Regions from separate parts of the Mus musculus genome. Here all the other regions are linked to region 3. A link is a loop called in an ENCODE intact Hi-C map of the cell type or tissue named here. Cell type or tissue: heart. All regions are shown on one strand. Each heading gives the region's core, and the rest is flanking DNA. Links, peaks and the distances in the headings are about the cores only. Region 1 holds the start of Chchd3 (coiled-coil-helix-coiled-coil-helix domain containing 3). Region 2 holds the start of Lrguk (leucine-rich repeats and guanylate kinase domain containing). Region 3 holds the start of Slc35b4 (solute carrier family 35, member B4).

The links. Hi-C counts contacts between places; a loop is a spot of excess contacts. Peaks named below come from ENCODE experiments on the same cell type or tissue, not always from the same donor. Only the 100,000 strongest peaks of a DNase experiment are listed, where the experiment ranks them.
Region 1: it touches region 3 in a loop (8-fold over the local background); 8 of 42 quality-filtered maps call a loop at or near these places.
Region 2: a loop joins it to region 3, with 3 times the contacts of the local background. A loop is called at or near these places in 2 of 42 quality-filtered maps.

Annotation. Positions count from the first base shown.
Region 1 is chr6:33,054,732-33,064,718 of GRCm38, forward strand. Chchd3 (coiled-coil-helix-coiled-coil-helix domain containing 3) reads right to left here and starts at 5,529. Exons shown (of 8, transcript NM_025336.2): 1 at 5,269-5,529. The coding sequence starts at 5,349. In heart, for the core only: a CTCF peak has its summit at 5,743; DNase peaks (open chromatin) are centred at 4,750 and 5,600; H3K4me3 peaks cover 1,780 bases; H3K27ac peaks cover 1,080 bases.
Region 2 is chr6:34,023,940-34,033,926 of GRCm38, forward strand. Lrguk (leucine-rich repeats and guanylate kinase domain containing) reads left to right here and starts at 5,509. Exons shown (of 20, transcript NM_028886.1): 1 at 5,509-5,814. The coding sequence starts at 5,518. Gm38786 (a long non-coding RNA gene) reads right to left here and starts at 5,785. Exons shown (of 4, transcript XR_868961.1): 1 at 5,701-5,785; 2 at 542-728; 3 at 305-435. In heart, for the core only: no CTCF peak of the experiment used is centred there; a DNase peak (open chromatin) is centred at 5,512; H3K4me3 peaks cover 1,343 bases; H3K27ac peaks cover 1,124 bases; H3K27me3 peaks cover 473 bases.
Region 3 is chr6:34,171,754-34,181,740 of GRCm38, forward strand. Slc35b4 (solute carrier family 35, member B4) reads right to left here and starts at 5,301. Exons shown (of 10, transcript NM_021435.3): 1 at 5,025-5,301. The coding sequence starts at 5,101. It overlaps Gm13855 (a long non-coding RNA gene), which reads left to right and starts at 5,295. Exons shown (of 3, transcript XR_868963.3): 1 at 5,295-5,469; 2 at 6,452-6,611; 3 at 7,528-7,624. In heart, for the core only: no CTCF peak of the experiment used is centred there; a DNase peak (open chromatin) is centred at 5,298; H3K4me3 peaks cover 1,878 bases; H3K27ac peaks cover 793 bases.

The DNA of each region.
Region 1 (9,987 bases), core at 1,331-9,330, 1.1 Mb before region 3:
TTCTTTCCCTGGGCTTTTTGGGACAGAGAAGTAGAATATGACTTTCAACCCAGCAGTATTTGTTACCTTTTTGTTGGGTTTGTGGTTTCTCTGATGCCTCCATATTTGCTCCTTAACGCTATCCTAACGCCAGCCACACATTTCTCAGGGTAGGTTATGGTTACACATAGCCAAGCACATAAATGTACCATATGTTATCCAAAGAATCCATGATAAGCATAGTACAGAGCTGATAATCCTGCATGTTGCACCGTTGGCTGATTCAGGGTCACGCTTCATTTCTTCTTCTACAGCAGAATTCCTGGGCCTGGGCCTTGAAGGTGCACTGGTAGCCTGCGGCTACAATCCTCCTCAACTCGAGCACTGTCAGCTGTCCCAGGTTATACAAACACAGCAGCCATTCTCTGCAGTCTTATCTGTAAACTCAGGTCTCACCTGATCTCCTCTGGGAAGAGGCACTCACTTGTAAGGCAGCAGACAAGACTGAAAGATGCTGACCAAGGTGATACACACAACCTGTAGCTGTAAACAGCTGAGCTCTTCTTCTCTGTGATGGAAACCAACCCAAAGTTGGATAGAGGTAGGAATCAAAAGCACAACATAAGCTTCAGTAAGAGCTGGACAAGCAGCCTCAATAAGAGGAAACTCTCCAGGAAACATAGTTGTCCTAAAAAAGGGCTCTGCCGTTAGAAAAGCCTTATCCCATCTGATATACTTACCTTCCAGGTGTCTTTGGAATCTCTATCTAGACAATACTAAATGTGAAGTAACAGCCCTCTACACATTTATTGATGCCACAAGCTATACCCATAGGCCTCTGGACTTTAGAGTCCATGGATTAATTCGATGTACACAAAACTGTGTGCTCACTGTATTGTTGAAGGCAGAGTCCATACCTTATAAAATTCACAGTGGCCTATGTATCTAAAGAACCACAATTACAATACGGGGCGATCAGACAAGCAGGCCTTTTGACAGAATTAGCTGGCTCACTCTGTCTACCTACCCTATTCAAAGACAGTTAAGCAGGCAGAGCTTGGCCAGTGGTTGACTCACACTGTGGCCTCCAAAGAGCATTATATATATATCAGCTAGTCACCCACTTAACTCTTCCCACCCACTATGCTTGGTCTTATCCAAAATTTACACAAACATACCACCCACTGATCCAGAACTCGGTATTTCTTCAGATACAGGAGGCTGAGTAAGAGGAACAAAGATAAAGTCTTCTGCCCTCTGAGAGGAAAGCTCAAGTTATCTTTGAGGTGGTAAATGTGGGAGTCACATGACACCGAACAGTTTACAACTTCAGCCCCTAACAGTTCTTTAGATGCCTTTAGATGTTTCTTATCAAATTGATTTAAAGAATACCGATGCAATTTTCTCTCTTGGTTTTCCCTCACAAAGGAACAGGTCATTTTCTGTGAGCACTAGCTCCCTGCTACTTTTTTAAGGTGTGACTCCCATAAACAAAAGAGGTGAAATGGGATGGCAGGGAAAACACAAAGACTCATTTCTGTAAAACATCTCCTTTTCAGTTCACATGTAGCTTGCTACTGTATTCTGAATCCTAGAAAGCTTAAGATGGCCCAAGACATTCACAGACCCTACAGCTGTAAGTAAGGGACCAATTCTCTATCAGCTAACTAAATCACTCAGTCCCTATGACTAACCAAATAAATGCATAACCCTCACTAACACTGAAGAACACTCTACAGCATCCCACATTAAGAAATCTCTTCAATTTGGGGCTCTCGACTACCATCATCTGCCAAAGCACATGGTGTGTTTCACGAAGGTGTGCATGGTGCTCTGAGTGACTCCTGTGAATGTCAGCTTGCAGCTTCAAGGCCAGCTGCAGAGATTCGTTATGCCAGAAACAGTGATAAGTATAACTTTGAAAATGATACTCATTGAAGTTGACATTTGCTCTGAAAGAGTTCACTCACAGCTCTGATGTTTTAGATAAAGTTATGAAAGGCCGGGTTCTGAGCACACTTTCTAAGCAGGCACAGCAGGTGGACACAAAAATCCTATTAAGCCCATGTAATGTGAGGCAATAAAAGTATGTGTTTTTCTATCACTAGAAAATTTATTTGAGACTTAGAGAGAGTGCAAGGCAAGAGGGCAATTCTTCATTCAGTTCATATGAGTAGTTCCATATGCAAAATTGAAATCAGGTATTAAGAATACAAGCTGTTTTACAGAGGGCAAAAAAAAAAAAAAAACACTAGCAACAGCTCAGAATAAGGGAAAAAGAGCATATATAATACCATAAAAAAGTAGTGCCTGCCAACAAGAAGAAACTTGAAACTTGACACTGTTTCAAGTTGTAGGCCCTTTGAGTACAAGCCATAAGCACCTCAGCAAGGAAAATATGGATACTCATGATCTATCAATAAACTCAGCGTACTTAGTGAGTTTTCTGTTGCTCACTAAATGCTATTCATTCTTATTAGGATAACTGAAGATGAAATTACTATCCTCGTCAATGAAACGGAACCCTAAACATTATAAAATTGATCAAAATTGGAAAACGCTTCTTCAGCCAAGTTTCATTAAGCCATAAAATCCAAAACTGAAGTTTGGGCCTCACCTGTCCATGTTTTAGCAACTGCCTGAAGACAAAGCCTTGCTTTCACGCTAAGAATACTGCTGTCGTGCCTAAAAGCAAAGCCAAGAAAAGCATCAAGGGCAGCTATGAGACGTTTACAAGGCTCAGACGGAATGGATGATCTCAGCGCTCAGTCTACCCTGTGCGGGTCTCTCACTGGAGTATAACATGCTCTCCTGTTTAGTTATTTTGGGTTGAAGCTTTAGCGGACTATGTGTACACACACACACACACACACACACACACACACACACACACACACACAGGAGACACACACATTAATATGCAGTTACAGTGAAACTCCAGAGAGGGAAATGCAATCAAAGATAACTTGTCCATGCCATAAGCTATACTAAATCCTACAAAGATCTGAACCCAGATTTGTTTGATTCCAATGCTCTTTCAAAGAACTTTGTAATTTTAAATGTGAAAGGAACCCTACCATAATGATGACCGCTTATTTATAAATCTACAAAGCAGCTTGGAAATATATAGATCAGTGGTACAGTGCTTGTCTAGCACATGGGAGGGCCTAAGTTTAATTCCCAGCACCTCAAATAATAATTAATAATAATGATGATAATCAACAGGTGTTTACATACCTTATCCTCTAATCCTAACCAAAGAAAGTGATAACATTCCACTTTAGGAATAAGGGTGTGCATCAGAGAAGCGACTTGTCCAGAGCCACAGGCTAATTAAAAATGTCAGCTTAATTCCAAGTTGGCTTTCTCCTGTCCATGACCTCAAGGAACCCAAAATGGCTCCAAGTCCTCCCAATTCAACAACATACCAGTTTTGAGAAAAGCTGCAAAAAAGCTATATTTTGTTCAAAAACAAAAACAAAAACAAAAAATAAAAAATAAAAAAATAACAATCTGACCGTGTCAAGAAGCCCACGAGACTTGTGAGCTAGAAAACAATAGAGATCCGAGAGATGTACGCAGCTCTACCAGTCTGAAGAACAAGAAAACTGAAGGAGAGAACGCTGGAGAAGATTACAGGCAATCCTTGAAAAGACCAGAAGCAGAGGAGAACCTTGCCAAGGGTGTTTGAAGAAGAGCTGCGTACAAATCAAAATAAGCCTGCCTGGGCCAGGACTGTAACAACAGAAATAAAATGTATCTGAAAAAGGAAATTTATGTCAAGTTGTATGGCTGAAAGACATAGTTGGGTTTTTCTTGTTTTGTTTTGTTTTTAAAGTTTACAGAAGCTCTTTAAAACAATCTTATCACTTGAATGGAATACATATCCCTGTTGCCCTGCCTATCACTCTACCCTATCTGATATTGTATCTAAATCTCTATGCTGTGCCCAAACTCATACAGTTTGTGTCACTGGCCTGTCTGTGATGAAACATGAGGAGAAAGACTTAATGCATTGTTCTAAACAGTTTTTTCATCTGAAATTTACTTTCCTTTTTTTTTTTTTTTTTTTAAGTTTTCAACATTCTAAGCCTTTTATCGACTTTCTTTTCCTTTCTTTTTTGGTTTTTTTTTTTCCCTCCACCTCTGTACAAAACTCAAGTATGCAGTAATTCTTATCTTACTACAAAAACTACCAACTAAACCACAGCAGGCAAAGGGCTCTATCACTAGTAGAGTGAGAATTGCTGGTCACAGACTCAAAAACTCAGTTCAACAGTCTGGGGTTTCTAATCAATAAAACTTTAATAAGTTCTTTTCAAAGTAACAAATTTCAAAGGAAAAAGTTTTCAAGCAGTTGAAATGTTTTTAAGTTTTTATTTCCTTGTAACTCTTACATAGTTAATTAAGAGTAGTTGTGTAAAAGCAGTAGACAGAAAATATAAAGTACTCTAAAACCTTCTGAAGTCATAGTGCTCTATTTACTAGATACAAGTAAGTGTACTTCCCAAAGCATGAAGCTCCAAAGTCGAGGCAAAGGAGAATATTAAAGTTGTTAGTGTGTATACTAACGCCCTAGAGGAAATTCAAGTTTTCAGTTCATGTATCAAGTACATGCAGAGGGCATTTAATAAGTCTCTATAACGATCCCTTAGAAGTTGTCTCAGTTCTACAACCTTGAAGGCCTGCAAACCGACCTCCGCCCCTAGCAGGCTGGCAGTTATAGGCCTGTATAGTCCAACTGGGTCAGGTTCATAACTTGGGCCAACAAACCACAGGGGAGGCGCCTGGGAAAACGAAATTATCAGGTGGAAGGGAAAGAGCCAGAAGCCAGAAATTAGCAGCAGGGTCAGGAATGACTTGAATGGTAATACCAGAAGAGGGGCAGGGAATAACAGAGGCAAAGAAGAGTAATCCTTAAAACACCAATTCACTCTGAGAAAGAACTGTGCGTGGAAAAGAAGGGCTTGGGTCCTGTACAGGAGGCACACGGACCAGCACAGTGAAGCAAGAGTTTTAATAAAGTCCTGCAACTAGTGAGCAAGGACGACCGTGGTGACCCGGCACCACCACCCCGGCACAGTGCATGGCTCCTGGCACACAACCAAGAACTTTCTCTGAATGGAGGTTCGGAGTCTTGAAACTACGAGCTTCTTCCCAGAGACCCAGACTTCTAGCGGGACAGCAGGGCGGGCCGAGAGCGGAGAAAGCAGGTGCAGCTGTCCCAGGCACATTTCAGCGTTGGGATCCGAGGTCAAAGGCTGCCCTCCGCCCGCCCACGGCACTCACCCGGATGCCCTTCACCACGGTGATGTTCTCGTTCTCGTCCGCCTCGAAGGTGACCCGGCGGGTGCTAGCGGTCCCGCCCATGGCTCCTGCTTCTGTCCCCGCAGAGTCTGGAGCGTGGACCTACGAGCACGTCAGGACCCACGCGCACACTTGCGCGTGAAAGCCCTGGACGCTTCTCTTGCAGGGCAGGAGCAAGGCCACGACCCCAAAAAAGAAGCAAGGAGAAGGCGCCGGTCCCAAAAGCCCGCCTCCTCCGGTCACGTGCCAGAAGTAGGCCGCTTCGGGTTAGCCCGAGAAGCAAACTGCCCGCCTCTTATCAGAAGGTGCACTAGGATTGGCTGGATTGGACCCGGATGCTATGGCAACAGGTGGTGCTTAATAGGGCTTCCGGAGCCTCTGAGAATAATGGGAATTGTAGTCTCGATCCGGAGCGATAGGTGCTGTGACAGGTCTCACTCCCTAAACTGTAAAGTGAACCGAGCATTCTGGGAGTTGTAGTCTTGACAGCCCTGAAGGCCTCCTTCTGGTCTACTTTCAAAAAAGTTGGTTCACCCAACCAGCTTGTTTTGCAGTTGACTCTAGAACCTTAGGTAAGTTAGGTAAATACAGGCTCTCAAAGCTAGATATGGAAGATGCACTCCCCTAAACAAACAACTTGTATATTCCAATTCACAAACCTGTAACAACTAAACTTAGCATTTTGCCACTTAGTCTTTTAAAGGGGCCGAGACTACATATGCCTATGTTCCTATCTTATGACTTTGGTATTTGTCAGTCTGTATGAAATGCAACTTTTAATGTAGGGCTTTCAAATCTACATGCAAAAATGCACAGGAAAAATTATTTACACAAAGATACAGACAGAACACTGCTTCTCGTGTTTGTGTCTCTTATTCACTTACATAAGTTAGATCACAGGATGATTAGACAGAGGAAAATGGTCCGTTCATGGAGGAGTTATAGCAGCGTTAGACAAAGTAGAGATGATCTGTTTTGGAAAGTTTCTAGCTTGGTACTTTACCTCCAAGAAGTCTAAAAATGTTAGGATAACCACACACACAGTTTCAGTTTTGTTGTTATTTGGTTATTTGGTTGATTTTAGGGTTTTTTTGTTTTGCTTTTTTGTTTGTTTGTTTGTTTGTTTGCTGTCAAACACTGTTGCTAAAAGTACAGTATGATCTTAGATTTATGGAGCCAGAGAAATACCCTTTCATTTAGAAATTAGATGGATGGGACTACTGATGTAGCTCAGTTGTCTATGCAATGCCCCAGGCCTGAGCTATGTGAAGGAGGAGAAAAAACAAGAGGGAAGAAGAAGAGTGGGGCAGAAGGGGGATGGGAGGGGAGGGGACAGAACTAGCTGAACAAAAATACCTTTTTCAATTTGCCCTTCTCAACATTAAAAGACAGAGAATACAGCATACCATGGCATCCTCCTAGGCCAAAGGGATCCACAATGTTGAAGAAATATTTTTGAGCTTCAGTTATTTGTCAGCATGTCAGAATCTGTAGCGCAAGACACTATGTCCCTCCCGCTGCTATATCCCAGCATATAGCAGCAGTGCCCTTCATCTCATTGTGTCGTTCTTTTCAACACATGTGCTCTAAATCACATGATATTCTCCTGCAGTTCTGAAACTGCCTGCCCCTGTCTGCGTCCTCCCATTACATCACAGTTGAGCTTGCTTCTCTTGAGAACCCAGATACACAGGGATTGCCGTTCCTTACATCGGGTCCTCCCCATCCATAAACACAATCACCTCACTTCCTACCCCATAGACGGCGTGTATTGAAGGGTGTTTCATAAAGCAGTTGCTCGGTCTATATTTACAAAATTAGAGGCTTCCATACGGAGAGTGAGGAGATACAAATAACACTTGTTAATGAGGATGAAGACCAAGGCTGAGAAGGCAATGGATGCCTTCCATCAGAGCACCAAAAGCATCCGGTGCTCTCCTCAGCAAAGGACCCAGAATACTTCCCAACTCCTAGTGTGTTTCAAGCAACACTAAGTAGATCTTCTTTTTAAAAAATTTAATGTATCGCCGGGCGTGGTGGTGCACGCCTTTAATCCCAGCACTCGGGAGGCAGAGGCAGGCGAATTTCTGAGTTCGAGGCCAGCCTGGTCTACAAAGTGAGTGCCAGGACAGCCAGGGCTACACAGAGAAACCCTGTCTCGAAAAACCAAAAAAAAAAATTTAATGTATCTTATGGGGATGTTGGGGGATACCCACAGTGACAATACAGTTCTCCCCAGGCCAGTTCCAGGTACATCGTCCCTACCATCTCTTCCTAAACTCTTGAGAACCAATGGTCTCCCCTTCGCTCTGTCTATAGCTTCTTCATGGCCATCTACTCCAAAGGCAGCATTCTCAAGCCAAAAACATAGGTTGGCTCAAATGAAAAACAAAACTCAAACTTGAACCTCTTAGATTCTCTCTCCCTTTTCTCTATTTTTGGCATCAAGTCCTCAAGTTTCACTGTGAAATTCACAGTACAAGAGGAAAAGCAGAGCAGCCTGGATAATGAGTTTGAACTCGGAATCATCACGGCAGACTAGAGAGAGGTAACACGGGGACTGTAAGCAAAATAAAAACATCCAGATGGAAAGAAAGAAGTAAAACTGCCTCCATCACACATGACATGATCTTATAAATAGAAAAACATCTCAAAGAATCTACTAAAAAAACAGTAATTTTTTTTTAAAGTTCAGCAAGGTTTCAGAATATAAGTTCAAAAAACTTCTTGTGTATCTCTATACACTACAACTAGCAAGCCAGAAATGAAATGAAGATATCCAGTCCATCAGGAATAGCATCACAAATAGCTCAAATGTCCACTTATTGATAAATGGATAAACATGACTCAGCATTTCCAGATAATGGAATAGTATTGAATAATAAAAAGGTACAAAGTGCTGGGATATGCTACGATATGGAAGAACCACAATGTTATGTGATAACATGAAACATTGTGACAGGGGCTGGAGGGAAGGCTCAGTAGTTAAGAGCCTTTAATGCTCAGGTTCAGTTCCCAGAACCCATGTGACAGCTCATAACTGCTAGTAACTCCAGTTCTCAAGGACAAGACCCGTCTTTGGAGCTCTGCAGGCACCAGGCATACACTTGGAACACAGACAGACAGACAGACAGACAGACAGACAGAATACATACATGATATAAATAAATGTATTTTAACTCTTCCCAAGAAAAACCCCAGACACAGAAAGACTGTATATTATGTGATCCCATTTAAGTGAAGTGTGCAGAATAAGCAAATCTATGGAACGCAAAAGTAGACTGGGTTTAGGGGCCTTGGAACACAGACAGACAGGTGAGTGGAAGATGGAGTTATAATTGGTACAATGTTTCATTGCAGAGCTGTTGATAGAAACAGGCTAAAATTAGTTTATGGTGAGGGTTCTACAGCCCTACCAATACACTAAAAATGACTGTTTTGTGCACTTAATCTTTTTTGACATGTAAGTTTCACATTAACAAAGGACAGAAATGTATTTATCATTCAATAAAGTCAAATGGGAAAGGTTTTTAATAAAAAAAGGTGGGACTTGAGACAGAGATCAGTGGCAGAGCATTTGGCTAGCATGGACAAAGCTCTAGTCTCAGCATCAAAAAGAGTGTGCTGAGCAAGGAGCTGGCTGTAACCATAAGGACCCAAGTTTGAATCTCCCAGCACCCACATAAGAAGCTAGGAGACAGGTGAGCACTGTGGTGCAGTTCCTAGGGCTCCTCAGTCTGCCAGTTCATCTCAAAGGATGAGGTCAGTGAAGAGACCTTGTCTCATAATCTAAAGTAGAGAAGCTGAGGAAGACATCGTGTTATCAAATGCTGGCCTCCGTATGTACCCATACAGGCTCGCCCCTCCTCCCCTCTCTCTCTTCCTCTCCCATTGCTGCTGCTGCTGCTGCTGCTGCTGATGATGATGATGATGATGCCACTGCCACCATACTACAACTATGGTTACCTGAACAACATCAAATCAATCAAAATTCCAGCATGGGTGATGAAGGGCTCATGAGGACCGAGAGAAGGAGCTATTGGCAAGTGATGGTTTCAAGGGAAGGTAGAGTCCTTTTTCCTCGGTTGAGTGGCCCTAGGTATATTGCCCACAGTCCACTTAGATAGCCTCACCGCTATGTGCATGATGACAACCCTAACTGGACTCAGTGAGTTATACATTTTTTCAAAAAGAATTATTTTTGAAATAGGACATGAAATCTGAAGGGTATAGCTAAAGGTGGAGAGTAGGAGATAACTATGATCAAAATACATTGTATAGGTGTAAAATAACAAAGAATATATAAAAATGAGGAACTTTGATTAGTGGAATAAAAGTCTATGGGGAGACCAGCATGAAGTGAGTTACAGCTTAGTCCCACACCTCAAGATACTCATGCCTCCAGAGGTTTCCAGAGGTCTCCAGAGGTTTCTGCCGGGCGATGGTGGCGCACGCCTTTAATCCCAGCACTCAGGAGGCAGAGACAGGCAGATTTCTGAGTTCGAGGCCAGCCTGGTCTACAAAGTGAGTTCCAGGATAGCCAGGGCTATACAGAGAAACCCTATCTCGAAAAACCAAAAGAAGAAGAAGAAGAAGAAGAAGAAGAAGAAGAAGAAGAAGAAGAAGAGGAGGAGGAGGAGGAGGAGGAGGAGGAGGAGGAGGAGGAGGAGGAGGAGGAGGAGGAGGAGGAGGAGGAGGAGG
Region 2 (9,987 bases), core at 834-8,833, 150 kb before region 3:
CTTACAACCACTTGTTCTTCACCACAATTCTCCGAATTGTCTGGAAAGTTCTTTTGGGTCATTTTGATCCATAAATCTGAATCAGCTGGCAAGTCTTTTGGTACCAGATGGTCTACTCTGCCCACACTGGTGTATCTACTAATGGAAGGCCAGTGCCTGTGACCACAGGGGCTATTGGGCCCAGTGTTTCTTGCTATCCAGGAACTATCCCAAGTTTATTTCACATGATAGTCACAGAATCTCCAATAGCAATGAGAAAGAGCAGCCTCATGGGCAAGGATGTCCAAATCTCTGCTGGTCCTACATTCACTACAGTTCTGTTGTCCGATGTAGATGACAGGACCAAGCTCAGCGTCCAACACCATCACGGCAGGAAACTCAGCAGCAAGCACCAGGCTTAGTGACCGAATAGTGGAGAGCTCACATCTTGAACCACTGTCAAGAATCAGAGAAAGCAAACTGAGAAAGGCAACCATGGAAACCTCAAAGTCCATGTTGAGCGATTCAATTCCCCCAGCAAGGCCATACGTCCTAAACCTACCAAAACAGCACCACCAACTGGGGACCAAGTACTCAAATGTTGCAGCCTATGGGGACCATTCTCATTCAAACCATCACGGGACCTCGTCCCCGATTCTCCATCTTTTACCAGCCATTGTCCCTCCTATAGCTCTTCTTCTAGGAGTGAGTCTTGTCAGATTTCCCCATCCACATTGCGTGTCGCATTTCTAGAGAGAGGTACATATGTAAAACAATAAAATAATTAGAGAAGAGGAGGCCATGAATTTGAAAAGAAGTGGGAAGGCCATGGGAGGAACTGGAGGGGGGTAGAAATAATGTAAATATAGTACTCGAGTATAAAATTTCAAAATAAAATTTAAAAAATGTTTAAAAAATTTTAAAACCACATTAACACCATCTCCAAATATGTTAAGTGTTCCAATCTCAACATACTCAAGAAGAACTATTTTTTTCCAATACAAACTGGAGGCAGGGGAACAGAGCGTGTTGATACGTAGCCTTTCCTTGCTCAAGGCCCAAACTCCTGGGCTGATCTCTTGTTAAATCTAGGCAGCAGAGGACTCACCTTGCCTTCTCTCCACTCTCAACAAAGTAAGGTCTTACAGAGAGAGCTGGCTCCGGACAGAGAAAGATAGCATGCAGCTGCACTTAGGAAGTGAGGAGAAGACTTAATAGCACCGAGGAAAAGCCAGCAAGCAGCCAAGGCCAGGATCAGTAAACTCTCTCCAACATAGGGAAACTGTATTCTCTGCCAATAGCTTCCTTCCCTAGTGCCTCCTTGAGGAACTTACAAGACTTATGGTGCCACTGTTCTGTTTCCTAGCACAGTAGCAGACCATAACCGACTGCCTTAGCCTAGGCCACTCCACTTCCCTGGCCTGGGCATCTACGAATGCACGCATGCACATACGCATGCATGCCAGTCTTTTACCGTCCTGGTCTACAGGAAGCTATGGATAGATGGGTGCAATTGCTGGTGTTTTATACTAACTGGAAGAATTTCAACAAAGCATACCCTTTCCTCAAATTCTACCCTCTGTTTAGCGTCCTCTTTACCTGGTACCTTAGGGCTGCTATTGGTGTGGTGAAACACCATAACCAAAAGCAAGTTGGGAAGAAAAGGGTTTCTTTCAGCTTACAACTTTCAGGCCACACTCCATCGATGAGGGAAGTCAGGGCAGGTACCCAAGGCAAGGAATCAAGAGACAGGACCTGCAGCAGAAGCCATAGAGCTTACTGGCTAGTTCAGCTTGCATGAGCAGCTCAGGACCACTTGCCCAGGGGTGGCACCATCCCCCATGGGATGGGCCTTCCCACATCAACTATTAATCAAGACAATACCCCAGAGATTTGCCTGGGGCCCAATTTTACAGAAGTGTTTTCTCAGTTAAGATTCTCTCTTCCCAGAAATGACTAGGCTTGTGCCAAGTTGACAAAAACTAGCCCAGGTAAAACAACTTCCTTTATAAAGACAAAACCTTCTATTTTGATGTGCAGAATTCTAAAATAAGGTACCATAGTATATTTCCAACTTGGCAGGCACATTAGTGAAAAAACAAGACCAAAGCTGAGTACTGAGTACTCCGAACTCAGGCAGTCTGAGGAACGTCACTGTGCCTGGAGGGTCATTGATTCGCTCTGTAAAAAGTTGGTTCTCGGATAGACTTTTTGAGTCTAGTGTGTTGAGTGGATTCATTGTTCATACTGAAGAACCTTGACTGGCATGTTTGTTCGTGTAAAGATTTATTTATTTTATGTATGTGAGTATACTGTAGCTGTCTTCTGACACACCAGAAGACTGCATCAGATCCCATTAAATGGTTGTGAATCACCATGTGGTTGCTGGGAATTAAACTTGGGACCTCTGGAAGAACAGTCAGTGCTCTTACCCGCTGAGACATCTCTCCAGCTCCAACCAGTTTATTTTTATGATGAGTATTTTGGTGAAGTTTTATCTTGTTCTCTCTCTCTCTCTCTCTCTCTCTCTCTCTCTCTCTCTCTCTCCTCTCCTCTCCTCTCCTCTCTTTCTCTCCCCTGCTTGCTTGCTTTCTTTCTTTCTTTCTTTCTTTCTTTCTTTCTTTCTTTCTTTCCTTCCTTCTTTCTCTTTCTTTCTTTCTTTCTTTCTTTCTTTCTTTCTTTCTTTCTTTCTTTCTCTCCCTTTCCTTCCTTATTCTCTTTCTTTCTCTCTCTCCCCCTCCCTCCCTCTTTTTCTTCATTCTTTTTCTCTCTATCTCTTTCTTTCTTTCTGAAAAAGTTGTAGCTTTGGCAGTGCTGCTCAGTCTACATTAGGTGTCTTGCACTGTTCCCGACCCCCATCCTGCCTTAGGCCAATTGTTGACCTCCCTGGAGCTTCAGTGGACCGACCCATCAAGTGAAAGTAAAGGTAGGTATGGAGATAAAAAGGCCAAATACACATCAGTATCATAAGCCAATCGTTAGGTCTTAATATGTTGTAGTAAATTAGCCTGTTTTGTCTCTGAAAGGAATATTAAATATCAGCCTTCTCTACCAGCTCCTTTACAACTATAAAACCTGTGTTTAGGACAAGGAATTCAGATCTTTTATCTCTCCAACCCAGTAAGACTTTTACATAAACGTTTTAATAGCACCAACCCAGTAAGCCCCTGCTACATTCTCAGATTAAAGTCATTGACTTCCTTTCACCTTCATTTCTCTAGCTTTGATTTTAAAAAACTATCCAATCTTGAGAGCCTGAAGTCAGACTCCAGCCAGTGGAAAAAAGACAGTTGCCACCATCAAGTGGACTTCCTGTCTCTGTGCCTTCATTCTCTCTAAATCATCCTCCTGAAAAAGAGTAACATTTTGCTTTGTTGAGACGCTTCAGATGGAGTGGTGGGCTCTGTCTTTGGGACCTCAAAGTTACTTCGAACAGTCTCTAACTTAGCAAGTCTATGTCACAATTCCTTATCTTGTGGATTCTGAATATGGTTGCCATCTTTAACTCTGATTGACTTGAATAATTACTGATGTCATTTATTGTTTCTGCCACACTCCTTCCCATTTAGCTCCTGAGTAAACAACACAAAGACATCAGAATTCATTAACAAGCTACAAACCTAAACTGGGCAGGTTCTGACACTATGACAACCCAATGAGGCTATTAATAACCAGATGAATATACCCACTGCTTGCCAACTGAGTCTTGTTTTGTTTCATGTGTGGCCTCAGGGTGAGCTTCTCTTGGCCACATGATCATGGGCCATCCTGCCTCATGGAGTCCTCCTTCTTCCTTTACCTTTTTCCTTCTCCTTGTAGTCCCTACCTAAGACCCCCTACTCCATTTCAAGTTCTGCCTTCCTCTCTCTCCTTCCCAGTCTTGGGCTCTAGCCTTTTATTGTCCAAGCAGAGATTGGGGAGAATTCTTTATAGCACATTGGTCAATACAATGCCCACGTCTAGACTGAAATGTGACCTTGGGACACAGAACAAGCATCTGAATGCACAGTTCACGAGACCAACTCCAACAAATAAACTCTCCCCAGCCTGTTTCATTCTAGTCCTTGTAGGGCAAACATGTTTTTCATGTTTTGAAATTATTCTTTGACAGATCCTAACTCTACCATCAAACATTTTTCTCAGTAGATTGCCGTTAGCAAAGTTCCCTCTGCTACAAATGCTGATTAAGTTATTGAAGACACACATAGGGTTTGCGTTTTTATAATTTCTGCAAGAGCAGAGCGAACACTCTAGTCTTCTTAGTTAGGTGGATCCAGACCCTAAGGCAATGAGGTTGGAGAGAAATCCCTTGTCAAAATCGGTACCCACTAGGAAAAGAAATAACAGGCAAGGCAAACCTAGCAGAGAGATACTTTCATTGCGCCCTTTCCAGTTACGAGCCGCAAGATAATGAAGGAAGGTAATTCTGAAAGCTTTATGTCAGTTTTAATGGTCCCTCAAGCACTAAGAAAGATAATAGTCAATGGATGGTGTCCATAAGAATTTTTTCTCCTTTTCCCCTGACAGCCATTGATAGGATCATTTTGTATTTGTAATGGCTGTCACTGAAGCATGGAGAAATGGCCCAGTAAGGCCAGAGGATGAAGACAACTTCCCTGTCAGGATCTCTGTTGTCATTGCTATGGCAATAATAGTTGCTACAGTTCTCGTTCTGTTTTTCTATAGCATGTCTATTTTGTGGAGCTTAAGGCTATAGGATTTGGGTTTCATAAAATCACACTAGCAGAATGCCATGCCTTTTCTAATCCTTCAAGAAGAACATTTGATAAAACTATTCAGCAGGATGAAAATAATTACAGATGCAGGTCACTTGACTAATTATTGATGGAATACTAACCTCTTCACAGGGGTTCAGATACACTACAATTAGTTTGATTTATTTTCCTTTTCTCTCCTCCCTTTCCCTTCCTTCCCTTCCCCAATCTGCCCCTCTGGTCCCACTGCTAGCTTTTTTCTTCCCAAGGACCAGACTCAGAGTTGGACAGGTATGTAAATTAACTACAAATGAGCTCTTAAAATCCTTTGGTAGTTTCTCTTCATTATCTACAATGAAAGGAAAAGGAGAGGAGTCAGGTCTTTTCAATCTTCTATGTCACGGCCTCATCTCCTCCCACGGCGCTGTGCATAGTGTTAAATTTCATCTTTACTAGCTTTCCGACCGACAGAATTAGGGATGTCAAATGCTTCCAAAGTTCGATGGTGTGAATGAAGCCAGACTGGAGATGCTTGTGTGAATGTTATCAAATGTGAGGTGAACAAGCTCAAAGAAGGACAGGCAGCAAGAAGACAAAGAAAGTGGGTGGAGAAAAGGGATTAAAAGTACATGCAAAAAGGAACAACACTAGCCACTGAACGTAAAGAGGAAAATAAAAGAAGCAGCAGAACGCTGCAAAAGTGAACGCCAATGGAGACCTTGACAGAATGTGCAAGTACGGAAGCTTGGACTACAGCCCCCCAGAGTTCCTTGCAGCGCCGCGGGCCATGACGTCAGTCTCCTAGGCAACGCGTATAAACAAGATGGCGGCCTTCGAGCGAAATCCCTCGAGATGGAAAGGCACCCGTTTCAGGCGGGGTTTGGGCGCCTCTCGCATTGCAGCCCAGGCGATACTGTCGCTCACAGAAAAACAAAGTCAGGGCCGTTGGCCTTCTTTCCCCCTGGGTCTGAAGTCAAAAGGGACTTTCAGAAGCGCCTCCTCTTACCTCCTCCACCAGCTCATCCACCGCTCTCATGAGGCAGAAGCGGAGCAAGAAGAGAAGCAACAGGAGGACGGAGAATCTGAAGAGTCAGAGGAGTCCGAAATGCAGAATTTGGAGGTGTGCCTCCCCCCCTCCCCAACCCGCACCCCAGTCTCAGGCATCCTCCAGCCGCTCAACCTGGCTGCCTCAGCGGCAGCTTGCTTCTGCCTTCTCTAGCCCTGGGCTCAGCCCACTCCACTCTAGCCAGAGGGCAAGGGCTTTTCTTTGCTGCTTATTTTTATTCCCCCATTTCTCGTGTGCTTCACCTCCTGTCTTGGAGAAAGGGGGTGAAACCCTCCAAATATTTACTTTCTTTTCCTAGTTTCTTATCTGTCAGATTACACACTGTTATAACGGGGGGAAAAAAATCAGTGTACCAGTATGGGTTTAATGCTTTCAAAATTACGCATTGACAAAATTATGCGGGCCATTCATCTTCTTCCTTCCTCCAGGGTGGTTTAAAAAAAAATCCCAATGCTCTGCTGAAGACGAAATAATGTATACGTTTTATATGTTACTTCTGCTCGGGGTATTTGTGTGCCTATTTAAGCACTCCCACTCTTTCTGGTTAGAAGGGAGCCACAGCATGATCAGAGAGAGCCAGCTCACCCCTAGTTGGCAGAGTTTGGCTTATGGGGAGCGTTCCCAACGCTCTTAACTATTTTCCTAATCTCCTGATTCCACTTCCCTTCCCCACTTGACTGTATTCCCACACACCGACTGTCCTTCCTCATCCCTTCGCTTCCTTCCACCTTGCATTCCCTTACTCCTAGTATTGGCTTCTATTTATTGTGCTTTTTCAAAATCGTAGGTTGATCTGTTTCCCTCTCATACCCAGTTAGGCTTTTCTCTCTGTCATAGCTACTCAGAACCAACATCTTTCTTGATTTCACTTCTTGCCTTTTTTCGCTGCTCCCCCTTCTTTTCCCTCAGCTTCTTCACAAGCCACCTTTCTCCCCCTGTCAAACATGGCTCCTGGTTTGCCTTCTTTCTTGTCCTTCCTGCCTCTGACCTCCCGTTACTCCACTTCTGCCCTCCTTTCCCTGGGCTCTTGTCTCTAATGCCCTTTCCTGCACTTGGAATATTTGGCCTATTTCCCCCCTCATCCCTCTTTTTGTTTTTCCTAGTCTACATCTTTCTTCCTGGGCTGGTTGCATTCTAACGTTGCTTGAAGTTGGCTATAGCAGTGTGCTGGCAATGGCGTTCTTGCCATTCTCACCCGGCACTGAGAGGCAGAGATAGGGTGATTGTCGTGAGTTAGAGGTTAGCCTGGTCTACACACCCAGTTTCTGATTAGCTAGAAACACTGATAGAACCACACAGTGAGACCGTGCCTTAACAATAACGATGATGATGATGATGATGGTGATGCTGGTGATGATGATGAAGATAATGATAACAAACAACCAAAAAGGCCATCATTTATTTTATTCTCCCTTTGTTGGTTAATTTTCCACCTTCAGCTGAGACTACGACAAACCGTAGCTGTGTTTGTGCTCCTTCGAAATGTTTGTGTGGTTTCCACCATCTTCCACCCCAGAGGAATTCACAAATGAACCACCAGCATTACTTATGATTCTAATTAGCACAGGCTCCTTGGATATGAGTTCATTAGCGCCATCATTAATCTGTCTTCAGGATGCCATTAACAAGCCGTTAGAAGGGGTCCATCCAACTGGCTACCCCTTTCTGGTTTGGAGACTATGTTGAGAAAAAGTTTATTATTTCCTCCAGTTATATTCTAAATACTGATACTGACTTTTCACGGTATTGCATTTTAAAATGTGGAATGAGCTGAAAAGTTGTGAAGTATACGTTCTTGTTGAGTGGTTGATTTCCCGTTTCTCACCCTGATTCCAAGTAATCACGTGGTGGCCATATTCATCAGTGCAGCCTGCTTCAGACTGCAGAAGCCCTGATGACTTTAAGGGAAGCGGCTGAGACTGGCTGTTTGGAGCACAGCCTTTGTGATGAAAGGCTTGTGGCTGGGATGTGGGCTAGCCTTTGGTTAGTACCAAGATTCTGAATAAGTGATTTAGCTTATAATGTGCTTGAGAGTCCCCTCTGTCTCGTGGATAACTAAATGCTATCCTATATGTAAAATGCTTAGCATCGGGCCGGTGAGATAGCTTCTCATGTAAAGACATTCGCTGCCAAGCTTGATGACCTGAGTTCAACCCCCTTGACCCACATAGTGGAAGAAGAGACTTGACTCTCCAACGTGGTCCTATGACGTCCACATGTGTGCTGTGGCATGTGTGCATGTACACAATACACATACAAATAGAAAGTGTAGTAAAAATCCCAAACACTTAGCATAGTAGAGTCCTGATACTAAAAACAGTAATTCAGACATTTCTAATTGCTACCTGTAGCTTGTTAAAGTGGTTTTAGCCCTATGGAACGAACATTTACCAAGCAATTGCTTAATAGGAAACAGGAAACACTCTTTGACCGCGTCTCGACCCAACATTTGGTGCGTGAAAACTTCCCATTGCCAGTACCAGTCACTCAATGTGAGCCACAGTGCCTATTCACTGGGATAGTTACAGACTCCAAATTTAGTAAGAGACTACCGTAAAGTTTTCATCTGCTGGATAGAGTAGGCACTCAGAAGTTACAGATGGAATAAGTAAGTGATGGCAGTTAAAATAGAAGACGACGCTGTGACTGAGATGTGACGGAAGACATGCAGGGTCCATGCTCTCAGAGTGACACATGGGTATGTCACAGCAAGCAGCACCTGGAGTTTCATACACAGAGACAGGATCAGCTGCACTTGGGAGTTAAAACGTAAGAGCGGAACAAGCAGCTGAAGCTGGGGTAGGGCTAGGCTCTGGGCTGTGCACAGACACTCACTTGATACTGTAAGCAGTTCTCTGATGACCAGGTAAATTTAGGTGATAGGGTGGTATGTATTCTAGCAGTATCTATAGGGGAGCGGGGAGATTCCGGACTAAGGGAGTGCTTGGAACATAAAGTAGGTTAAAGATAAAACACTTACGATGAAACCATCACCAATTGGGTGTCAGAGACCTCATTGTCACTGTGAGACAGGACAGTGGGGGATACTGGGTCATGGCAAAGGGAATCAGAGACAGACGTTACTATATATTAAGGAATTGGGTTTAAGAATCATATGACTGAAAATCAGGGAGGAGGGATCTCAGAGGCAGAAGCTGTGGAGTTCATAGCTCTAGGTCTGTGAAATAGGCCAGGAAGGAAGGAAAAGCCAGGGAGAGGAGGGGAGGTGGGAAGGACAGCAGTATAGGAAAACAGATTCTTCGCTGATGTGCAGGTGAAGACGAGTGTGAGAAGGGACCAATCCAGAGGTGTAGGAGAAGAAGAGCTACATGCTAGCTGTATGATCACGCTCCGCTGGGGCAAGGACATCTCCAGAACAAGGAGCTGGGTTATTCTGCCAATAGGTCAAATGGGAAGAGGCCTGTTTGCCCATTGGCAGAAAGGTCTGATAACGTCTTCCAGGAACCTCGAGTGTGGAGCCTTGGCTTCGGAATCTGAGAGAACGCTGGCAGTTTTACCCACTCGATATCCACAGCTGTGGTGACCAACAGGCCTTCCTGAATAAGTAAGGAAATGGTGTCCTGTGCAGTCAGGTGACCTCTGGAGCTCTAGGTGGGAAGTTTGGGAGGAAGGCAGGATGCCTCCACCTCCCTCCCTCCTAGGTTTTACAAGACACTTCATACACAGGCATGAATGTCCTTCCTACTTGGGAGCAGCGTGGCAGGCATGGGACTTTTGCACACAGAACTTTTATTGACACATTCGATGTGTCCCAGACACCATGCCAAGGGCTTTCTATACATTGTCTCTTTAATTCTCCTTAGAATATTAAAAATAAGGAATAGAAGAGAAGCGATGGTCTTCCTAATCTCCTAGCTCTCCTAGCTGGACCCACGAGGTCACTATGAGGTAAAGTGAGGATGAGCAGGTCAACGCAGACTAAGGGTATGAGCATGGTGGTTTTTAATATTACATGCATCAGGGTAGTATAGGGAAAGATTTTTTAAAACCTCCTCTTACAGTTGTTTGTTTGTTTGTTTTTGTAATGGCCCTCATCAGTTGCAAACCTAAGTTTTCCTTGCTGAGGGGTGAAGACCCCACTTCTCTGTGGGCTCAAGGACAGATGTTTATAGATCGTTGTCAGGGATTATGCTGGGTTAGTAAATGAGCCGTTGTAGATTCTCCTCCAATAACCACCGTTTAACAAGCACTGAATAGTTAGCTAGA
Region 3 (9,987 bases), core at 607-8,606:
AGAAAATGCCCTACAGATTTGTCTACAGTCCAATCTTATGAGAGCATTTTCTCAATCGAGGCTCCCTCTTTTCCAATAACCCTAGCTTGTATCAAGTTAACATAAAACTAGGCAGCACACTAGACGAGCACTCTCCCGCTGAGCTACATCCCCAGTGCAAACCCTTAACCGCACCCCTCATGCACAGTAAGAGGCAAGGAAGACAACATCTCCCAGAGCTAGGCTTGCCATCTGGAACACGTAGCTGTACTTAGAGCTCTGCTGCCGATGGAGGTTTCTCGAAACCTAACTGCTTTAGACACAGTTCAACAATTTGCCTTTCAGAGTTACTTGGTTCAAGAGACATGGCTAAACTTTGTAGGAATCCATAAATGATTGCATAAGACATTCATCTCATTCAAGCAAGAAGCTAATTAAAACCATTGGTTAATACAAGAGAGCAGACATTTAACTCTAGGCAGTCCAGGCTGATCTCTGGGAACCCACGGGTCAGGCTGAGCAGGGCAGTGCCAGCCTGTAAGCCTAGCACTGCGGGGGAGTGAAGCGGTGTTCTTCTCAAAATTATAAGGATAAAAAGGACGGGGGCTAGGGATATAGCTCAGCGGCTCTGCCAACTACTTACTCAGTGTGGAGGAAGAAGCCATGTTCCCAGAGAGGTTCACCCTCCCAGACCTGATTTCACTGTCCTGGGGTGGGGCCCTGGGAATCTAGACTTTCAAGGGTTCCCCCACTGGATCCTCACGGGAAAAGGGTGTGCCTGTACTTGTGTGTGCAAGAGCGTGTGTGTTCTGTGCGTTCGTGGCGGCACAGAGCTGAGAACGATGGTGCTCCACGTTGTTTCCTGCTGACATGCAAGAGCACCTTTGTCACTTACTGCGTGGTGTGGACGGTAGTAAACTTCTAAATGCCATTTTCTTTAAAATGGAGACAGTATGAGTGCTTCTCTCTCTGGTTTATTGTTGCACGGATGAACAGGTCCCAGGAAAGCACTTAACACAGTCTCTGCCACATACCAGAAAGGCAATTAGAACCAGGAAGATGACCAGCCAAGGCTCCTACACACAGAGAGGTCTTCAAAATAGTGACGGCTGTCTTTTCTCTGCCTCCCTTTTCTCGTGTGTGTGTGTGTGTGTGTGTGTGTACTGTGTGTTCATGTGTGCATATGGGTGTCTGCATGTGTGGGAGTGCATTTGTGAACATGTACATGTGTAAGCCTGAGGTGCTAATGTTGATGTCCAGAATCAGCCTTGCTGGTTCATCGTCCTCATTAGCTGAGGCAGGCTCTCAATCAAGGCCAGAACTCACAGAGATAGCCAGCCTGCTCTGGGATCGCCTGTCTCTGCCTTTCCAGGCTGGAATTACAGGCACTGCGTGTGAGTTCTGGGGATTAGCGCTCTAGCCCTCACTCTTGTACAATGAGCACTTTAACTGTAAGCCATCTCCTTAGCCCACTGGGTACCCTTTTAAACAATCACACGCAACACCTTTCCCCCCCCCCCTCCCTTTATAAAATGAAAACTATATACTGTTGCCAGGAGAACTCAGTAAGAAAATATGCATCAAGTGTCAAGCATCACACTGGTGTGTCAACACTTCTCTGGCTTTCCCTTCCAGTTTCTACTAAAAGCTTGGGTCAAAGCTCTTACAGGGTAGTTCCTGGGAAGCTACTCTGCACAGCGAAAAGGAGCTCCCAGCAGGCACGACCTGGATCCCTGCCCTCGAGAAAAAGAAAACAAGCACTTGGGAGCCAAGCATGAAAGCAGGAAGAACACAGTGCCATCATAAAATGCTCAGAAGATGGACAGTGTCCCTTTCATCTATGTGCGCGTGAGCTCGCACACGCGCGCGCACAGACACACACACACACACACACACACACACACACACACACGCACGGGAAAAGGGGGGGGGCAGAGAAAGGACAGCTGTCACTATTTTGAAGACTTCTAGCTGTGTAGGACCTACTTGGGGTGGGAGTAGGCACCACTTTAAGCAAATGTGCTCTGGCATGTTAGCATTTGTGTAAAAGATTTAAAAAGCTTAAGCGGTTTAGACTTGTATCCTTCATTTGATCTATTTTCCTTTACTTATCCACAGTTCATGGCTAAGGACATGGAGGTCACATGTACTGTGTTAGGTCAGACTGCATGGCTTGGGTTGGTATATCAGTGCTACTGTTACCAGGCTTTACATGGGCAACCATTACCACCATCTAACTTTAGGGTGCCCCAGAAGAAATCTCACCAGGAATCACATTCCTGTTCTCCCTCCCATGGGGTCCTCTGATAACTCTAGTCTACTTTTTGTCTTTGCATAGGAGGTGCGTGATGCCTTCCTACGATCCGACATTCAACACTCCTTTAAGCTAACTCGGAGAGCATCTTAGGGACACACTGCTGGCACGGCTCAAGGAAAAGGGTTCTGTTAGCTGGAATAAATCGCTTTAAAGCGAATAAATAAAGTTCTAATAAATAAAAACTTGAAATGCTTTCCCAGAATCTTTCCTTCTCTTAAGCTTTATTTAAGACTTATAATCATTAATTGCAGACACCTTCTCTTACTTAGGACTTTCTTTGGCAAAAATTCAAATTTCAATTAAAAAAAAAAAACAAACAAACAACCCAGCAACTTTGAAAGGAATGACTTGGGCAGACGTTTTCACCTCCTTTCTTTCCTGGATATAAAACTTTCTTATTGAATTCACCATCATGTCTTAAAGGGAAAAATAAAATCTTTCAGATTGTTATCCTGATGTTAAGACACACAATACCTTACCTGCTTCATTAGCTCTCTATGTGTATGTGTGTGTGTGTGTGTGTGTGTGTGTGTGTGTATAGCATATACACATATGTATCATGCTTTCAAGGTTGACCATAAGCTCCTTAAGAAGGGAATCAAGACCTCACTCACTACTGTGTAGCTGCTTACGCAGTGCACAAGGTTTGCACCTTATCACTGGCACCAATTCTAGGTCTACAAAGGTCAGCAAGAAGAAACTGAATCTGTTTTTCAACTGGGGGGGAAATGGCTCAACACTCCCTTCTTTCAACAAGTCTTTGCAGCCTTTGTATTTAGAGTTAACACCTGAGTGTTCCAAGGAAGCCATTTAAAAAGCACAGCTTCTGCTTTTCTGAGAAGTTTCTACGGTGATTTCTCAAGATTAAAGCCACAAATCTCAAGATCATATCTAGAAGGAACTTTAAAGGCTATCTGGACGAATCGGGTCGGCTTTCACGGCTCGACAGTGTGAAGAGTTTACTTAAGCAAATCAGGCATACGTTGTTATCAGTCTAATGTACTATACATTGCATTAATAAGCCCACTTCCTTACGTCTTAAGGAAAACCCTCAGTTGTATGCAAAAATGCAGATTTATATATATGTAAAGTTAAATAAGGAATTTGGATTCATTTACAAATTGATCCTAATAAAATTCTAAATAAAAGTTCCTATAAAGAATGAAAAGACTTTATAAAGAGAAAGGAATCCATTTCTGGATACACACAGAACTTTTCTGGACCCTCACAAAAACAACGTACGCCTGCACTGAGACAAATTGTAAGGGAGAAGGCTAGGGAAGTCACCAACGTGAGGTAGGCATTTCTCATTCACCTTCAAAATCCATGGGGATGAAGCTGTTATCACCCACCCCTCTGATGGTTGAGAAAAGTGTTTTAGCCAAGAGCTCACAAGCTAGAACACACAGGTTTCACATAATTTAGTGGCATATTCAATGCAATTATCTGACTTTGTTTCTATAGCTAGCCTGAATATATATCACTTTCTTATTTAAAAATATATTAAATAGATTGAATTCCAAAGTTTTCTGCCTTTGAAGTGTATCCAGAAACTTCTTTTTCATTTTCATCTTCCTGTCCACTCCCAAGACAATCGATCTTCATCAACACTCTGCATAATAAAACGGTAAGCTCTCTAAAAGCAAACTATAACACATACAGACTTGATCATAAATAAACTGCTTACTTCTGAAGGATTCAAACCAACAGTATCAAACAGGATAAATTTCCAACAGACATCACACCATGTTCAAAACTCAAGTTCAAAAATGGAAGGCATCTGGAAATGTTACTGGGCTAGGAGCTTAGACAGATACAGTCCAGCCCATTTTTGCTCTGCCACTTCCAAATAGTGAAAAGATGCCCAACTTTGCATCTGTTTCACTTTCAACAAAACAATGTAACTCTTGGTCACAGGGTTGCCCTAAGCAGTATATAGATAGAAACCTGTAGCTAGTGACTCTGAACTGAGTATTGAACTGTCTGAAAAAGGAGACCGAAGCTCCAAACCTTAAATAACTAACTGGAGCTGTTTAGTCCTAATCGTTTTCCAGTTCATCTCCTGTCTCTTTTCTAACTTCTGCCTACTGAACTTTGCACATAGTTACCCAACGTTATTTGCAAGACACCACACCACAAAGCCAATCCTGTTCCCAATCTACACTTCAAAGAGCACGCTTCTCAACGAAAGACTGTGATGTGCGAAATGCCCAGGGACCATGGTGACAGCTCAGTTGTTATCTGCACCACATCACTCACATATGAGTCTAAGCCAAGTGCTCACAACCATCTATCTCTACGACCAACAAAAACAAATGTTTCGCAAAACATGTCAACACACACACACACACACACACACACACACACACACACACAAAACTTTCTGTGAGAAAAGTTTTGCTCCAGACAGACACGTGTCATTCATTCACTGGTCAGCGAAAGGTGCTAGAGTTGGATGAGTAGTAGTTGGAGAGGGTGCTCCTAGAGACCTAGGATCGGTCACGTGAGAAAGTCTCCAGGCTTCAAACTCCCCAAAGTGTGGCTTGGAGATGCCGACAGCAGCACTCTGGATGTTCCTGTCACCTGGATGCTAACGAATGGAGGAGTGCCAGGGCTGCAGAGTAGCTGACTGCGTGGGTATCCCGTGCAGCGCACTAGGGAGGCGGCCAGGGCTAGCAACCCCGGACCAGCTTCGAGAACCCGGGCGCGGCCCGAGAGGGTCACTCACCGGGCCAGCAGCTCTAGGAAGATCACATTACTGCAGCAGCCTGCGAACACCAGGCCCACCGCGAAGGCCGGGCGCATGGCCGGTGCGGGGCACGGGGAGCCAGCGCGCAGAAAAAGCGCCCTTTCAGTTCGCTACCCTAGAAAATCCGCGCGCAACATCACCACCGCCAGCGGTTCCCTCCCTGAGGGCCGTCTTGATCAACTCTTCCTCCGCAGCTGCCACCGACGCGGCCAGACCAGGAGCTGTAGTTCTCAGTCATACCCGGTCCCATTCATTTGAGGGGGCGTCCTAGGGCTAACCAAACTACATGTCCCAGCAGACCGCGCGCCTTTACGGCAGGCGTGAAAAAAACAGGCAAGTTTCCCCCGAAGGCTCGCGTGAGTCGGTGTCGCACTGCCTTCTGGGAAATGAAGTCCCAATGCTGTTCGTGTTCAGTACCATAAAGGTTGGAATGGGATTCAACGAAATAGCTTGTGTGCTCCCTGTAACTGACTTCTCATTAGAGTATTCTAGCATCTGTAACAACTCACCTGCAACTGAGAGAATGTAGAAATTCCTGTAACATCTAAACCGAATTCTAGGACAACAGCGAACCTAAAAGTTTTGAGATTGAGCCTTGGCTTAAACTGCCTGTTTAGAGCATTGGCTTAGTACTCCACTCTCATCACAGGGGAAGATAGGCCTGTCTTACTAATAGTTGTTGTAGAATAGACTAATACAGTAAATGTATTGCTTTATGTCGTGATTTTTGTAGAGACACTGAACACATGTCTTGTGCTGGCATTTTGCCAGCTTAAGGTGCTCATTAAATATTGAATTTAACTGATAAAAGGCATTCTTTTTGCCATAGTTCTTGTTTCTAGTCTCCTTTGAAAGACAGACATTCCCAATTTCAGAATGCACTAGAGCTTATTGAAAATTCAAAGTTCAGGACCACAAATAAAAATTGTGCTCAGTAACCATCATTTAGAGCATGCAGGCGCCAGGATTCTGATGAGATCTCTGGGTCACAAGTTGGGGAAGCCACTGGCAAGTTAGTTGTGAATCTTGAGGAAAACTTCGGAGTGTTTATGTTTATCCCCTAAATTGCCTCCCATCATGTGGTGTCACTGCTGATGCAATCACACGTATGAAGGGGCACAGTTCTGAGCAGTAGCACTAGTCTTACATAATAGGAAGAAATAGGGCTGTTAATTCATCGCATCTATGAAAAACTGGTCTTGCTAGGTGTACAAACACAGAACACAAAGGCACTGGCCTATGTACATAGTTGATGGTCACCATGCAGTCTTTCTTGCTATTGCTGTTGAATCGGAGTGAACACCAAGAGGCTCAGTAACTGATGCCACAAGACTTCAGCTGAAGGGTAAAAGGCACGTGCTTCCTTTCAACACTTAAATGCTGACGTGAGCATTGTATGTGCGCAGCATATGTCTTTCAGGTGCGCTCAGAGGCCAGACAAAGGCATCCGATCTAGAGCTGGAGTTTCAGAGGTTGTAAGCCATTCCCTGAGTGCTCCAAGTTGAACCTGGGTTCTCTGCCAGAGCAGCCAGTGCTCTCAACCACAAAAGCATCTCTCCCATCCAGGTATGGCCAGTTTTGACTGGAGTGCTTGAACGTTGGCATTCTCAGAGTTTCCCCGGGTGATTTCTGTAGCTGAAGCTGAGAGCTGTTGAGGAAGGGGAAGTACTTAGAGGGACGGAGTCAGTGACATCAGTAGGTCATCTTTAAAGTGTCACCTCAGCCTGATTAAACTGAAATCCATAGGGAATGGAACCCAGGATCATCTGTCATTGAAACTCCAAGGCTGGGAAGCCTCACTTTGACTTAGTTCAGTTCTCAAGCCTGGCTACATGATAGAGCCACATGAGAGACTTTAACAATTTGCTGAACCACGAAACTAAGCCCAAAAATATCAGAGCCACTGCCAACCAAATAAGGAAGACACCTAAGTTTGATGTCTAAGCGGTGACATCTGTAGATGCTTCTGGCTAGAGAAAAGCTGAGCCTTAGCTCTGATTGGACTGGAGATTATTTCACGGCACACAAAGCTTCACTTCTCATCTACCGCTCCCATGCACACACCAAACTTGGAAGTACTTGAAGGGCGTTCTAATCATCTCTTCCTGAGTCTCAGATAAAAATCAAAACAGACTTAAGTAAATGAACGAAGAAGGAGTCTGAGTGTCTGCATATGCTCTGGATCTTCCTCCGTATTTCTGTCTTAACCTATCCCAGTTTTTAGTAAGAATATATTTACTATACATATCGATGACCTGGGCTCTTGTTCAAATGCTGACTCTGGGTTCTTCTACAAACTAAACACAGGTTAAACATTTCTAACAAGCTTTGAGTTCGTGCCAGGTCTCCTGGTCTGTGGGCCACACTCTAGTGAGTAGAAGACTATTCATTAACTCACTCTAGAAACTGCTCTATTCCTGCCCTCACTGGTTCAGAGAATTCAGGCCAACAAAACTATCTGTGAATTCCTTCTTCTCCTTAGCCTGCAAGCATGCTAAAGACCCAACCAGACCGAACCAGCTAACCAACCAGCCAACCAGCCAACCAGCCAACCAGCCAACCAGCCAACCAGCCAACCAGCCAACCAACCAGCAAAAAGCCCCACCAAAGCAAAAGAAAGAAAGAAGTAAGGAAAGTTTATTTTTCTTTTTCTTCATTTTAATGACAAATGTCTTCAAGTAGTAATGAATATTCTTAGTCTACTTTAAAATGCCTTTAATATATTTTTTAGAATTTCATACATGCATACAATTATTCAATCATACTTACCCCTCCCTCCTTCCTTAACTCTTCATGTATCCTGCACCTTAAAAGATTATTTTTCCGCCAGAGAAATGAGCAAATTCAAGCCCAATTAAAATATATATAAATACAGGCTTATTGGGAAACTGCTCTCGGGAGGCCAAGTACACTGGGCCCCAAAGTAGGAGGCTAGGGAAGTTGCCATGGGAAGGGAGAGAAAGGGGAAGGGGGAGAGAAAAAGAGAAAGTATGCTGGTAGAGAGAAGGAAAGAGGGAGGGGGAAAAGCTGAGACCAATGGATAATGAATAGAAAAACCTCCTAGGGAAGGACAGCCCAGCCCCTGGGCTGGAAAGTCCAGGGTTGGGGATGGGATATGCCCGGTAGGGACTGGGGGATGCTGGGAAAACCTGGAGGCCAGGTCTGCTTTGCTGTGTTAAATATGTACCTCCACCCCTTGTCCAGAGCATGAAACTCAGCACACTTGTCCCCCTTCCAACTTTGTATACTCTTATATGAAACCCATTGAAACACATTGATGCGATGCAGTCTACATATGAATGGTCAGGGGCCACCCACTAGGCATGATCAACATACCAGGGACAACACACCCAAGAAAAACTGACTACCCCTCTCCCAGCAGCCATCAACAGATGGTAACGCCTCAGCTAGAGGTGAAGGCTCTTGTGCCCCTAATCCACCAATGCTGGACTGTTGACTGGCTTCATCCTGTGCAGTTTTTGCAGGGAACCACAGCTGCTTTGAGTTCCGGAGAGCAATAATTCTGTCAAGTATAGAGGACACTGTTTCTCCTCAGACCTCCCCAATCTTTCTGTCACTTCTTCCACAATGTTCCCTGAGCTTTGTAGGTGGGGGGTGTGATATAAATGTCCCATTCTTGGCTGAGAACTCCACAGGCTTTCAGAAGTTTGACCAGTTTTGAGTGTTTAGCCACTGTCTCTTAGTCTGCTTTGTAAACCCTTCAATTAGCTTCTTAAATGCCTCAGATCAAAACCAGATTAAGGAAAGTAGTCTCAAGAGAGCCCTAATGACTTTATCAAGCATTTCCATCACCAGCTCATCTGACTTGGTCTCTCAGCTGCTTCTGACTTCATCTTGCTCCTGTTTCTAAGGCCAAGGCTATCAATTTCACTTTTAGTTCCTCAGATGAAGGGATGAGAGGAGAGCTGTACCTAACCTGTGCACATACATGGACTGGGCTGAGCCCGGAACATTTCTTTCTCTGTCCTGACTATCCCTGGGCATATGCCTGGAAACTTCTAGTCTCCATACCTTCTAATCTTCCAAGGTGACTGGTTCAATCTGGTTTCTCTTGTCTTCTGACTGAATTGCTCTTCCTGGCCTCATACTAACTCTGGCAATCTGTTCTAATCTTCTGGACCCTTCTCGTTCTCTGTGTCTAGCTTGTTTCCCCTGCCACTCGTGTTTGTGAAACTGTCCTGCTAAAACTGACACACACACACACACACACACACACACACACCTTCTCTCACAGTGTTGCTCTAAAGTAGCTTCTTCCTGTCTGCTCTCCTGAGGGTTGGGTGTATCCTATCTCTGATTCATTCTGTCAAATCTTTTTCTGATTTGTCACTCAATTCGATGCCACTTTAGCATATGGCTGCTTCCTTCTACAAACTAACCTTACCTTCATTGTTAGGGATTAAAGGTGTGCACTAAGAGCTTGTCTATAGCAAGCCAGATCATACTGTAATCCAGAGCACGTCTGCCTTCCATCCAGATCACACAGACCTAGACTGTGTTTGGATGTGACCCTTTGCCAGAGCAGCTGCGCTGCGGGATTAAAATTCCTCTACAAGATTCTGCTCTTTCCATTTTCCTTTGTGGAAATAGAAAGTTCCTCTAACTACTGAGTTTTTCTTTCAAAATTCCATACCTGCCACTTCCTCTTAGTGTCCTTAACATGGACCATTGGTGATTGAGCCTTCTGTCATTTCATATATGACTATGGGTGGGTATCTGGGGTTATCACCACAATCTCCCTCATGTTTCAACTCCAAGTTGAGCTTTCCCCTAACTTTATTCTCGAGTCCCTCAACTTCAGTGCATACATGATCTACCTGATCTACCGCCTCACTGGCCTTTCTGCGAAGGGCAGTACCTATCACGCCTTCTCTTTTGGGAAAATCCTGAAAGGTTTTCAGTCTTCCTTCCCTTCCCACCA